2 separate regions of the Homo sapiens genome follow, and region 1 is linked to region 2. Evidence: chromatin loops called from intact Hi-C (ENCODE). Cell type or tissue: HCT116. All regions are shown on one strand. Links, peaks and the distances in the headings refer to the core of each region. The heading gives the core; the rest is flanking DNA.

Region 1 (2,937 bases), core at 133-2,632, 120 kb before region 2:
GCAGCATACCAACATGGCACATGTATACATATGTAACCAACCTGCACTTTGTGCACATGTACCCTAGAACTTAAAGTATAATTTAAAAAAAATAAAATTGTAATTCAAATATATATTCATCTATTGGTTGGAAAACTCATGTGTAATGGAAAAATATTTGTGTGAAAGCATGTATTAACACAATTCAGCATATAAATATCTCGTTAATAATAGGTAATTTGTACTGAGAACTAACCATAACACTATACATGTGTTAATACATTTTGTTGTAACATTTAAAAAAATGTAGTTATAGACTTGATCCATCCACCACCCTCAGATGCAGATAGAAAATTTTTGAGAAAATTCCAGGGATCCAAAGACAACCTAAAGCTAATCTTGGGATTCCTTCATATTTCACAGTACAGAAGATAAGTCCCATTTCAAAAGATAATACAGGAAATGATAAAATTTATGTCTTTGAGAGAATAGTTATGTTCTTAGCATCAACTTTGATAAAGGGTAGATGTTCCTTATGAACTAGTACATCTTTCATTTGGTTTGCTCTTTTGCTGGGTACAGAGGTATTCATATTTTGTTTACAGTGATACTGTGTATTAAAGTGCTTAAATAAAATGTTAAATATAAATTATATCCATGAATTATATAAAATAGATGTTTTTATTGGTATATGTTTATTTAAATTTCAAGTTTATGCTGTGTATTTACTACAAAGTTTATCCATGAGAATGTTTTCATGGGCCCAAAATTTTATAATTGAATATTTGGGATACCAATGTTTTAAACTGTAATTTTTAATAAAGAGTAATCTACCTTAAATCTGAGGATACACTTTAATTAGTTTCTGAGTTATTTTCTTTCTATCTGTCATTTGGTTAGCCTGCCTTTTGTAGAACAGATAGAAAATTTTAATTTTCACAGATAAATAATTGCCAGAATAGTTTCTATTTTAAACAACCTACTGTGCAATCTAAGGATACTGTTTAATTTCACTAGTCCAGAAGTTTGAATATATAACAATAGAGTTTTCTTTAAATGGAATTACCAATGCTATATAAAAGCTACTCTCATTTTTTTAAGTCAATACATTCTTTATCCAAAGAATTTCACATGTTGTGATTCCTTTCTTTGCCCATCAAGGTCAGCTAAGTTCCTCTAATTGAGCCAAGATTTATTTTTAAGTCAGCCCTTTTTAAAAGAATTGATGCTTAATCCATAGTTGTCCTGTCATCTCACAACTTTTTTTGTCTGGGCTTCTCTTACCTTCACTTGAATATGGACATATTGAGGACAACTTTAAAAAGTCCCCCACCAAGAATCTTTTCAATCTAATTTATTCAAGCAATTTACTTTAGGATCATTTTTAGAGTAGATGGGTATGCCTGCTTCTCAATTTCTGACACCCTTCCTAAATATGAATGGGTTCAAATAATATTTTTAAGCTATCATACCCAAGAACAGCATAGATGTGTTGGATATGCCAATACCAAAGGCAAAAGCAAATGTATTACTTGGTCTTTCACACTTTTAGAAACTCTGTCTTGTATTATAGTTCCTCCCCACAGCTCTAATAGTCCTATGAGTAAAGCAAAATCACAGAGTTACACTAGATGTTTCCAGATGGTGTGGCTACAGATAAAGCCCTATCGTGTTAGACCTCAACTAACTCTCATTCTTTAGTACAATAACATGACTAAAGCATTGAACATTTCCAATAAGAACTAAAACAGTCAATAATGAATTATTTTCATAAGATATCTTGCCCCATATTCAACTATTATTGTCCAACTATTACAAAGAATACATTTTATATCAGGCATATGTAACTTAGCTCTCTTGACTACATGTGCAATAGTATATACCCATTTTTACATTTACTCAGGTTCAACTGATATGACAAAATAAAGAATAGTCAGTGGAAAGCTATAAACTACTCCTAAACATAAAAGCATGTGTACCAGTTGCAGTTACCATAAAGAAATATATGTATATGTAAATATATATGTGCACACAATCTCATATTAAGAACTTTGTATTCATTAAAAGCCATTCCTAGAAAAAGTAAAAACACAAGCCACATAGTAGAAGGAGTTGTGTAACAGAGAAAGAGCTCAAATCCAAAATATATTGAAAAGGTCTCCTACCATTAATAAAAGACAAAGAGCCGTGCACAATGTCATGCCTGTAATCCCTATTACATGAGAGACTGAGAAGGGAGGATCACTTGAATCCAGGAGTTCAAGACCAGCCTGGACCCCAACATTTAAAAACATTTTTTTTTTTAAATTAGCCATATATGGTGTTTTGCACCTGTAGTCTCAGCTAGTCAGGAGGTTGAGGTGGAAGGACAACTTAAGCCCAGGAGTTCAAGGCTGCAGTGAGCTGGGATTACATCACTTAAGTCTAGCCTGAGCAACAGAACAGACCCCATCTCTTAGAAAATAATAATAATAAGTAAAAACTACAAAGAATTCAGTAGAGTATGAACAAAATGCTTGAACAAGCATTTCACAATCTAGGGTGTCTACATGTTCGATAAAGATACGAAAATTGCTCAATATTATTAACTATCAGAGAAATGCCAATTAAAATACAAATGAGATGTTCTTATACATCCACCACAATAATTAAAATTAAAAAGTAACTACCTTTTAAGAATTGAAGAAGATGCAGAGTAATGGAAAATCTCATACATTGCTGGTGGGAGTATAAGTTGATATAATCTTTTGGAAAGCATTGTTGGCATTGTCTACTAAAGCTAAACATACTCTTACTGTATGATCCAGCAAGTGCACACCTAGAAATATATCCAAAAGAATTGTGTGCTTACACACACAACAGTATATAAATATGATTACACAGAACAGAAAATTTTATAATAGTCAATACTAGCAAGTGACTTAATTGTCTAACAAACTAGAATGAGCGCTTAAATTG
Region 2 (2,937 bases), core at 165-2,664:
TGGGTAAAACAAAAATATGTCTCTTCTGAGAAATCAAAATCCAAAAACTTTATCTTGAATAGATTTAGGTTCAGAATTATCCATGAGGTCTGCATAACTCCAATAAAAAATTAATGATAAAAATTTGTACCCTCTAGTGATAAATCTGGGATATTTGGCAGAAGCATAGAAAAGGCACTCAGGAGATAATTTCCACAACCAATACTATAGGGATACCAACACACACATATACTAAGAAATAAAGTTAAGTTAAAATATAATGACAAAATTTACAAAATGTAAAAGAGAACAATCTACTTGGCCCCTGAATCAACAGACTCAACAAATATGGCAAACTCAGCCCCAAGAACTCAATGCAGTACAAAAAAATAAAAAACAATATAAAATAAATAAATATGCTTAAAATAGTTAATAAAATAGTTTTAATAAAATCTCTATAAAAAAGACATTTAGAAAGTATAAGACCATTTGTAAAAGAGCAATATTTTCATGTTTCCTGAGAAACTCATTAGATGGGATAAACACCATTTAAGGAACAATTCAGGATGAAAATGGTAAACCTTTAAAAACCTGGAAAATTTACCAAGGTGAAACACAGAGTGATAAAGAGGTGAAAAATATCAAAGACAGTAATACACAAAAGTCAACAACTTTCTTGTATACAAGCAGTGAGCTGGCAGTATTTGAAATTAAAAAAATACTATTTACATCAATCCTCCAAATAAAACACTTACGTATAAATCTGATAAAATATATTAAATGTTTACATGAGGAAAATGACAAAACTCTAATTAACAATATCAAAGAAGACCTAAGTAAGTGGTGAGATATTCCATGTTCATGTACAGGAAGACTCAATATTGTCAAGATGTTAGTTCTTTCCAACTTGAGTAATAGATTTATTGCAATACCAATCAAAATCCCAGCAAGTTATTTTGTGGACAAACTTATTCTGAAGTTTCTATGAAAGGTAAAAGGTCCGGATTAGCCAAATCAATAGTGAAGAAAAAGAGCAAAGTCAGAGGACTAACACTACTGCACTTCAAGATCTAGTATAAAGCTATAGTAATCAAGACAGTGTTGTTGAAAATATAGATGAATAAATCAGTGGAACAAAATAGAGAGCCCGGTAATAGACCATGTGATTCTAGTCAACTGGTCTTTGACAAAGGGCCAAAGACAAGACCTGGTCAACCAGACATTTACATTAAAAAAACATGGACTTAGAAACAAACTTTTACACCATTCACAAACATTAACTGAAAATGCATTATAGAACTAAATGCAACCCACAAAACTAAAAAAAATACAATACAAAATAAAACTGTAGGAAGATAACACAGTAGAAAATCTAGATGATCTTGGGTTTGGTGATGATTTTTTTAGCTACAATACCAAAAATACAATCCATGAAAGAAATAATTGGTAAATAAGACTTCATTCAGATAGAAAACTTCCATTCTGCTAAAGACAATGTCAAGAGAAAGAGAAGACAATCCACAAACTGGGGACCGAGGGAGGGTACATGGAAATTCTCTGTAATTTGCTCAATTTTACTGTGAACCTAAAACTTTCTGAAAAATAATGTTTATTAATTTTTAAAAAGTAAGAAAGGAAACAAAAACAATGCATATTTATTATCTACAAAATATGACAGCAGAAATAAATCCAAATACATCAGTAATAACAATAAGTAGACACAAGCCAATGTCATCAGTTGACAAAAACTCTCAAAATGAACTAAAAAATAGAAATCTGTAATATGATGTACACTAGAATTACACATAAAACAAAATGACAGGGAAAGATTTTATATGAAAGGATATAAAATGATGTAGGCAAATACTCAAGAGAGGAGTTAACATAATGATATTAAGCAGACAGTTTTGAATTTAAGACAGGACCATTATTATAGATAAAGTCAATACTGTACACATGATTAAAGGAACAATTTGACAAGATACTATAATTCAGAACAAGTATGAGCTTCAAAGAGAGCCTCAAAACATATCATTCAAAATTTGTCTGTATTGTGAGAAAACTGGACATATCTTAAATTAGTATGGGAGATTATAATACCACTCTTTCAGAAACTAATTCATCAAGCAGAACAAAAATCAGAATATAAATGATTTAAACAAAACAAATAACAAGTTTAGTCCCCACATATTGGCATGTATATATAACTCTTTCACCTGTATGATTAGTGAATATACATTGCATTCAAGCAAGCATTTATTAAAGTTAACCATATATTAAACTATAATACAGTAAATACCAAATAGCATGTAGGGACTGTACCTACTATAGGCAATACTTTAGAAAGTAAACTAAGACATAGCCACGCCAAACAATAATAATAATTATAACAGCAAATAACAATTATAGTAAATGCTGTATACTAATTACACACATACATGTTATCACTTTAACACAAAATATGACAAATTGGTATTTATCTGAAATCTTGTTTCCATTTTCTGGAACAGCTCTTTTCTTACTTCTAATTGGATGTTAAATGTTATATGATTTATTATTATTTCTTTAAGATTCATAAATGTAAACTTTTTAAAAGGAAAGCATAAGTAGGACTAAGGAAAAATTAGCCATATTTAATAATAAATAATGTCATACTGTCTTCTAATCCATGATAAGGTAAGAAATTTTATCCTTTCTGTTACCTTTTCCAATAATATAGTAGTCTCCCCTTACCCACGAGAGTTAAGTTCTAAGACTTCCAGTGGATGCCCAAAACTGTGAATGGTATCAAACTCTCTCTATAGTCAGCCATTCATATGTGCGAGTTCTACATTTGTGGATTCAAACAACCATGGATCAAAAATACAGTATTCACAGAAAGCAAAACCCACAGACATGCAGGGCTGACTTTTCATATCTGAGGTACCACAGTGCCAATTGAGGGACTTGAGCATTGAG

Evidence for each region. Peaks named below come from ENCODE experiments on the same cell type or tissue, not always from the same donor. Only the 100,000 strongest peaks of a DNase experiment are listed, where the experiment ranks them.
Region 1: a loop joins it to region 2, with 3 times the contacts of the local background. A loop is called at or near these places in 1 of 110 quality-filtered maps.

What each region holds. Positions count from the first base shown.
Region 1 is chr6:93,877,832-93,880,768 of GRCh38, reverse strand. No RefSeq gene overlaps it. Among named protein-coding and RNA genes, the nearest start is that of TSG1, 170 kb to the right of the region's middle. In HCT116, for the core only: no CTCF peak of the experiment used is centred there; a DNase peak (open chromatin) is centred at 1,283.
Region 2 is chr6:93,761,160-93,764,096 of GRCh38, reverse strand. All of the region lies in intron 7 of TSG1 (tumor suppressor TSG1), which reads right to left. Among named protein-coding and RNA genes, the nearest start is that of TSG1, 56 kb to the right of the region's middle. In HCT116, for the core only: no CTCF peak of the experiment used is centred there; no DNase peak of the experiment used is centred there.